3 separate regions of the Homo sapiens genome follow, and all the other regions are linked to region 3. Evidence: chromatin contacts called from ENCODE Hi-C data. All regions are on one chromosome and are shown on one strand. The core of a region is the stretch at or near the end of the contact, and the rest is flanking DNA. Distances in the headings are between cores, read along the strand shown. Region 1 has its middle 88 kb from the start of TRIM2. Region 2 overlaps FHIP1A (FHF complex subunit HOOK interacting protein 1A). Region 3 overlaps FBXW7 (F-box and WD repeat domain containing 7).

Region 1 (2,700 bases), core at 157-2,656, 720 kb before region 3:
AAGGGAAGGAGATAAATGGGTTGAAAGTGAGGACTTCAACTGTATCTATAAAGATTTAGATTGATTGAAAAATGTTAAAATGTGTTCAATGTTGGAGGTCGAAACATGGGCATCTGTGTTTTGTTTCTGTTTTTGTTTTTTAGTGCTTTTTTGTGTGTGTTTGAAGTCTTTTTTTTTTTTTTTTTAAGAGTGTCTAGGAAGTGGTCAGGGCTAATTCCAACCACTTCATAAATTGTAGGAAATTGGAACTAGAAGACCCTTCAGCTCCATCTATTCAGCTCCCTTATCTTAGAAGACAGAAAACAGTAGGGCTAATGTTTATGTTTATCTATCATCTGTCTGTCTATCTATCTATCATCTATCTATCTATCATCTATCTATCTATCTATCTATCTATCTATCTATCTATCTATCTATCTGTCTATCTATCTATCTAATGCAATTTATAGATGGAAAATTTCCTGATTATTTTCTGGCATATATTTTGCACATAGTAGGCAGTCATTCAAATACTTGTGAAATGGAGGCTGGGCGGGGTGGCTCATGCCTGTAACCCTAGCACTTTGGGAGGCCAAGAGAGGCAGATAACATGAGTCCAGGAGTTCAAGTCCAGCCTGGGCAACATAGCGAGACCTTGTCTATATAAAAAATACAAAAATTAGCCGGGTGTGGTGGCATGCACTTGTGGTCCCAGCTACTCAGGAGGCTAAGGTGGGAGGATTGCTTGAGTCTGGGAGGTGGAGGTTGCAGTGAGCTGAGATCCTGCCACTGCATTCCATCCTGGGTGACACAATGAAACCCTTTCTCAAAAAAACAAAAACAAACTTGTATAATGGATAGGCACCCCCAAAAGTGTCCACGTGCTGCCTATTGCATTCATTTGCTCATCACTTACCTTGCAGGTGCATAGACTGAGGCCTGTGGCTTCAAATCATGTCACTGCTCTGATGCCTACGTCTACTCTGAACTAGTGGTTTTTAAATTAGAGTGTCATCTGCGAACTTAATAAAACTGCAATTTCTTTGGTTTTAATGCCAAAGACACTGATTTGGTGGATGGAGGTGGGGTGGATGGAGGTGGGGTGGAGGGAAGTGGGGGAGGTGGGCTGATTTGGGAGGTGGCGATGGAGTTATTTTAATGTGCACTTCAGATGTTGCTAATGTGCTGGCCTGCAGACTGCGCTCTGAGAACAGCAGCTCCAGCGTCTTGGCCACCTTCACTAAATACTTGCCTTGGTTTCCTCTTCTTTAAAAAAAAAAAGAAAAGAAAAGAAACCAGGGGAAAAAGGAGGCCTGGCTTACTGCTGGTGAACATGAAACCTCAGAAACCAGGGCAAGGCTCATCACCCAGCTTCGTGGAAAAAAATACCAGCCTAGTCGCCAAAATGAAAGTAGATTACCTCTGTGGCTAAAAACGGAAGCGGCAAGTTTCCACTGCAAGTGCCAGGGTTGGTAGAGAAATGGTAAGGCAGTGCTTAAGAAAAAGGAGTCCAGTCTTTCTCCCCCCTACCACCCCACCTCCCATCTTGATGGGCAGAGGGAGAAAAACAGGAGGAATCCAGCTGAGAAAGTCCCTGATTTATTAACAACTGTGTACTGATGACTAATCACTTACTAATGTTTGCAAAGTGCTTGGAGCCTTTCTATAAAAAGGGGACAAAATGTGGGCAACATATTCATAGTTATGACATCAAAGAAGAGGCCCAGCAGGAACATGAAGATGGCCGCTGACATGCCACATGCAGAACTTGCTAGCAGGACAGACAGACAGGACAGACTGGTGGCCAGAACTTTGGAATGGCATAATTAAACATTGTGCCACCCTGCCTCCCTCCCCTGCTCCATTCACGTTCCCTTCCCAAAGCCCCAGAGTCTGTAACAGCCAACAGGTCCAGTGTTGTCTTGCTGAACAGCAATGAGAGCTGCGGACCCTCAGGATGAGCACCATGGGCGGCCGTCACCTCTGCAGCCACCCAGAGTGACACCTGATAAGTCTTAAGGGTGCAGTCAAAATGGCCCATTGCCTTTCCCCCTCCTGGGAAGCCAGGGCACAGGCACCGACCCTAGTGAAGCAGAGTCAGGGATGAGAGGAGGAGGCTGTTTTTCAGGCAGTGACAACGATGGCAGCAGGCAGTGATGACGTCCAGAGTCTGGTGTGCACAGGTTCTAGGGTATGGTTTTGGTTGGGGCTGACCTCAGGGCTCCCTTTAGTCCCGCAGTTTTTCAGTCTTCCCAGTGGCCCTGTGAGCTACCCAGTACTCTTTCAGTCCATTTTTTCTACTTGTAACACCCAGAGCTTGGTGTCCATTGCTTATATCTACGAGCCCCAGCTGACTCACCAACGCCTCAGAGGAGGGAAGAGTTCCAGGCAAAGCAAACTACCCAGTTAAAAAAAAATCCTCACAGTTTCAGAGACGATAACGTCAGGAGCTTCAAAGCCTCGTTTGTTATTGTGGTGAATGGGCATCAGAGCTCTCTATACTTTTAAGAAGTGGCACACGCCTTTTGGCACAGCATTTCCCGGTCTATGACTTTATCTCCAGAGACACTCCCACAAGGACTATGCTAGCTGTTGGGCATGACTGCAAGTGAGATGGTGGCACCATTTTCTGAGGACCGATGGAGGGAACCAGTTGGGTGGTGGGGAGGGGGTTGGGGAGATCAAGGGTGACATTTAGGAAATGTTAAATTTCAGATGCCC
Region 2 (2,700 bases), core at 175-2,674, 860 kb after region 3:
CACCAAGGGCTGGACAAAAAAAGTTTCCATGTATTTTGATTTCCTTAAATGTTGTTTTGTGCAATTACTTATTTTTAAAGCATTGTTTAAAAACCTAACCAAGAGCAGCACAAAACAGAGCACCACACACACAACACTGTGTTGTAGAAAAAACTGGGTTCTCGTCACACAACCAGGAAAAGTTAGCCACACACACACTTTGAAGGGTGAAGGGGAACAGAATTTACTGGGCAAAAAAGAAAAAAAAGAAAACCTCTCAACAAAGTGAGAGAGGTTCCTCTTAACAGGAAAGGAGAGGCCAGGCTCCTCCCCACTGCAAATGGTGTGAACTTCCCAAGGCTCCAACCCATCCTCCCAGTGCACAGGCCAGTCAGAGATTCTCCAGGGACCCCTTTTTACTTGGCTGTCTCAATTGTACTCTGCATAAGCAATGCTTGATGACCGAAAAGGCGTACTGTAGTAAGTGACAAAAGTGTAATTAGCAAGGAATCATGGAGCATGAACATCTATTGTGTAAAGGAGCAACTATTTACAAAATCAAGATAAAAGAACCCACTAATGGCTACTACCGACAGAGCCCAGGTCTGATAACATCTCCCAGCATAAAGGCACACTGATTTACCCCTTGTTTTAAAGAAGCAGCCAGAGCTTGCCAACAAAAATATGTGATTGATCTAATTAGCTCACTGAACTGAGGAAAACAGTGTGCCAAAATCATGTGTACTCACAGATTACTCCTTCCAGGACAAAGCAGTGTTGCATAAAAGCCTATCCTTCAACTTAAACGTCACACTCATTAAAAGGGACGAAACCCAGCAGTACTTGGCATGCAGGAGCTTAATGAATATTATTGGATGTTGATGACACAGACATGAGTCTCAAAAGAATGAGCTCTCGTGATGGAAAAGAGAAAGAAACATAAAGGACTGTAAAAATGTATATGCAGTGGCTAAACTCCAATTACCAGCTCAGGCCAGGCAATTTTACTCCATTATGCCTGCATTAACATTCCCACTCTCAACTTAATGCTTTATTAACCTAACTGATAATGTCCCTCTTCACTCAGGGTTATTAGCAAATACAAGTCTGTTGAGACTGGCAAACCAGTTCATTCATTCAACAAATATTCCTGGGTACTTACCATCACAGGTAATAAACAATGATCTCTAGTCTTTTTGTTACTAATGCAAGAGAGGGTCTAAAAACTAGTGTAGCATATCTTAAAAAAAGTCCTTAATGGGAAGAGATGAACACCCTAGAGAAAAGTAACAACACTAGCTTCATCAAGTAGTCTGCTGATGACTCACTGGTTAGCTTTAGGAGGTACGTACATACTCAAAAAGCACGAGGATATTATTCTACTGTGTCTCACTCATGGACTGGAGCCAAAGTCAAGATAAGGAAAATTTTTATGTAGTTGTTTATCCAAGTTGTCTTGTCTGTTCTACCTTCAACATCACTGCCTCGGGGGAACATTGGACCAGGAAGCCATAGAAGCTCATGCTCCTGGAGCCCTGAGAAGTCTGGGAATAACCTAAGCAGCAAAGCAGCTGCCTGACTCAGGAGAGCAAAACACACCCAGAAAATACAATGGGAGCAGAACAAAGATTTGGCCATATAAGCTGACTGTTAATATTTTTTATTTTCTAAACTTATTTTTACCACTAGGATTTTATATAAGAAACTCTTTATCAGTTCATGTCTGAAGTAAGGATAGTTTATTATACCCAATTTTACTGCTGTAGAGTATTCTGAACACCTTTGAGCTTAAAAATGAATCACTTTATATTGAATAAGCACCACTTAATGAGAAATTTTTCACAGGAAGATAAAATGTCGATTTTACCATTTTATGAAATGTATACTTACTTATATTTAAGTATTTGAAAAGCTAAAACTAGGTAGAACTAAGGTATAAAGTGAAAGGATCAAACTTAAAAAAATATATGAGGTATTTCTGGATAGTCCGCTTTTGAAAGCACTGTTTTCTGTAAAAAGAGATCCTCTTCCCAAGTTGGCTGCAGGCTAGTCTTGGTCAACTACTCTATTTTATTAGCAATATAGCTCTGTGGGATGGAACTACAGAAACTCTATTGCAACTGGGATGATGGTTTGTAGATTAAGAGAAAATACCATTTAAGGTACATAATCATTTTAAAAAATGACACATATGTTCCTATCTTAAATATTTAATCATGAAACTTAAAAAAGCAAATTTATTTGCCAGCATTTTCACATAGGCCAAGGCTATTTCTTTAAGTACAGGTCTGCTGATTGAAGGTCAAAGTTGTCTTTCTTGCATAAACCTAACTTCCCATTTAGGTTACTTGAAGTTGAGAAGAACCTCAGTATGAATCAATTCAGTGCAGAATCCTTCCATATTTTAAACATCTTTGCCAATCATTTAGAGTTCTCTCTTCCACATCCAATTTGACACCAATATCTTATGGCAAGTTGCCTTTAGTCTTTCCAATTAATTCAACTTCATCAAAATAAACAATTTCCTTTTCACACACATATTTCATCAGTATACTTGTTATTTAATGAAACTATGTAATTACTGTAACAATGCACACAACTCAGCAGTGGGAGGAAATGTTTGGAACCTTGAGCACACATGGGAAATAGCCTACCAGACAGGGCACTCAGCAGGGAGTGGGCATGAGAGTCAATGTACTTTCCAGAGAGAATGGAAAGCAC
Region 3 (2,700 bases), core at 108-2,607:
TTTCAGAGAGCTGACATTCCTATTTTAGTAGAGTCCAGCTTATGAATTATTTCTTTCATGTATCATGCTGTTAGTATTGTATTGTTGTATCTAAAATGTCATTTCCGGCTGGGTGCCATGGCTCACACCTATAATCCCAGCACTTTGGCAGGCTGAGGTGGGAGGATCGCTTGAGCCCAGGAGTTTGAGACCAGCCTGGGCAACATACTGAGACCTCCTCCTTAAAAAAAAAAAATGCACAAAATTAGCCAGGCATGGTGGTGCGTTCCTGTGATCTTAGCAACCCGAGAGGCTGAGGTTGGAGGATTGCTTGAGCCTGGGACATCAAGGATGTGGTGAGCCAAGATCATACCACTCTACCCCAGCAAAAAGTCATGTCTATACCCAAGGCCATTTAGGTTTTCTCTTATGTTATCTTCTAAGAGTTTTATAGTTCTGCACTTTACATTTATGTCTATGATCCATTTTGAGTTAATTTTGTGAAGGTTGTAAGGCCTTTGTTTAGATTCATTTATTTGCATGTGGATGTTCGGTGGTTCAGCACCATTTGCGGAAAAGACTAGCTTTTCTACATTGTACTGCCTTTGTTCCATTGTCAAAGATCACTGTACCATATTCTGGTCTCTCTATTCTGTTCCATTCATCTACTTTTAATTCTTTCACCAATACCACACTGTCTTGGTTACTGTAGCTTTATAGTAAGCCTTGAAGTTGGAGAGTGTCTATCTCCCAGCTTCATTCCTCTCCTTCAGTATCGTTTTGGCTATTCTGGGTCTTTTGCCTCTCCATATAAGTTTTAGAATCAGTTCGTTGATATCTGTTACTTGCTGGGATTTTGATTGGTATTGCTTTGAAACTATAGATGAGATTGGCAAGGACTGACATCTTGACAGTATTGAGTCTTCCTGTGCAAGAACATGGAATATATCTCCATTTATTTAGTTCTTCTTTGATTTTTTATCAGAGTTTTATAGTTTTCATTATGTAGATCTTATACATATTTTATTAGATTCATCCCTAAATATTTTATTTCAGGGGGCTGCTAATGTAAATGATACTGTATTTGTCATTTCAGATTTCACTTTTTCATTGCTGGTGTGTAGGAAAATAATTGACTTATTATATATTAATCTTATATCTTGCAACCTTGCTATAATTGCTTTTTTTTGGTCAATTTTTTAGGATTTTCTATGTAGAGGGTCATGTCATGTGCCAAAAAAGACAGTGTTATTTCCTCTTTCTTAATCTCTTTATCTTTTACTTCCTTTTCTTGTCTTTGTGCTTTAACTAGGACTTCCCCTATGATGTTGAAAAGCAGTGGTTAAAGAGGACATTCTTGCCTTGTGTCTGATCTTAGTAGGACAGCTTTGAGTTTCCATCCTTAAGTGTGATGTTAGCTGTAGGCTTTTTATAGGTAGTCTTTATCAAGTTGAGAAAGTTCCTCCCCTCTATTCCTAGTTTGCTAAGAGTCCTTCTATCCTATTTCTTAATGGTTTAGTAGATGACTCTGTGGTACTTTGAAGGTTGTTTGCAGAATTTCCATGCCATAGGCAATTTACCTTTCCTTGACATTTGAAGGATTGATGTTGGTGCCAAGTATAGAATCTTCACAGAGTCCTCCTGTAGCTTCTAAAGGTTTAGCTTGAAAATGTTAATTGCTTAACGCTAGTAAGTGAGTGAAAAAGCTGGGGATAAATTTTGTATCTTGCTTATATTTCAGTTCCCACCTCTGTCCTGACAAAACCCCAATATATAAACAGTAAATGTAAGATATATATATTTTAAACATAATAACAAATGTAAGTTCCTTTTGAAATTATTATTTCACCAACTTTAAACAGTATTATCAATTTTTCAAACATTTGGCCAGTGGTTACAATTTTATCAATCTTATTAGTGAGATTCTTTTCTGCTTGTGGGTCTACTTTTACTTTGACTCTTGTCCTGAAATCTCAATTCTATCTTTGGCCTCTCTTCTGAGAGACATAATTTTGTGTATTTAATTAATCTCTATTTTCTATAAATTAATATGATAAAAAGAATCAAGTTGGATGGATCAGAAGTAGAATACAGAGAAAAGAAAATATGGTTAGGGAATTGTGATTAGGTATGTTTAAATACTTAGTTCGTAGACACGACCCCATTCTTTTGTTTTTTCTTTGAAATTTGCCTTAGATTCAGTATTGTCTAGTTCTTAAAATGCTATTTTTTTTCATTTAGCATTACAATTATTTGTGGGAAAAATTTTAAGAACATTTCAGAATTCTTTCACTGGATATTCTAATATGGATAGTAATTCAAAAGAAAGCACAAAGATGTAAAATCACAAAAGATATAAAATATTTAGGTTTTTGTAAAAATCATATATTAGTATGTTTAGCATACATAGAAAATTTTATAAAGTATTATTTTTTTTTTTACTGTGAAACATCATATCAAAAGCACACAATTCCTTAAGAATTTATCTGTTTCTTCACTGAACACTAGAGGGCCATATAGCACCTTATAGATAGAGCGGCTTTCCATATATTTAAATATATTTAATATGTGCTTGTCTTTCTCTCCTACTTTGTGTTTTAGTATAGTATGTCTTGCTCAGAATTTGGAGTATACACTCAACAGTAATTATGTGCACTGTCAGATAATATGTGGGATACCTAGGGTTTTTGTTTTTGCTTTTTTTTTAACAAGCAGCTAGCA

What was found. Hi-C counts contacts between places; a loop is a spot of excess contacts on that map. Pooled maps may share reads with other maps.
Region 1: a map with no recorded cell type shows a loop between it and region 3 (2.3-fold over the local background). The contact joins two enhancer-like sites. A Hi-C loop is called at or near these places in 4 of 168 maps with a recorded cell type or tissue (A673, CD4-positive, alpha-beta memory T cell, PC-9 and 1 more), 4 of 37 single-sample maps with no recorded cell type and 12 of 50 pooled maps.
Region 2: a map of HCT116 shows a loop between it and region 3 (2.6-fold over the local background). The contact joins two enhancer-like sites. A Hi-C loop is called at or near these places in 3 of 168 maps with a recorded cell type or tissue (HCT116 and heart left ventricle) and 8 of 50 pooled maps.

Annotation. Positions count from the first base shown.
Region 1 is chr4:153,114,702-153,117,401 of GRCh38, reverse strand. No RefSeq gene overlaps it. Among named protein-coding and RNA genes, the nearest start is that of TRIM2, 88 kb to the left of the region's middle. Within about 2 kb of position 1,406, at least 16 of the 41 ENCODE cell types and tissues checked have a DNase peak (open chromatin) inside an H3K27ac peak, as active enhancers do.
Region 2 is chr4:151,539,635-151,542,334 of GRCh38, reverse strand. The region is part of intron 3 of FHIP1A (FHF complex subunit HOOK interacting protein 1A); the gene reads right to left. Among named protein-coding and RNA genes, the nearest start is that of FHIP1A, 130 kb to the right of the region's middle. Within about 2 kb of position 1,424, at least 10 of the 41 ENCODE cell types and tissues checked have a DNase peak (open chromatin) inside an H3K27ac peak, as active enhancers do.
Region 3 is chr4:152,398,053-152,400,752 of GRCh38, reverse strand. The region is part of intron 4 of FBXW7 (F-box and WD repeat domain containing 7); the gene reads left to right. Among named protein-coding and RNA genes, the nearest start is that of FBXW7-AS1, 62 kb to the right of the region's middle. Within about 2 kb of position 1,357, at least 2 of the 41 ENCODE cell types and tissues checked have a DNase peak (open chromatin) inside an H3K27ac peak, as active enhancers do.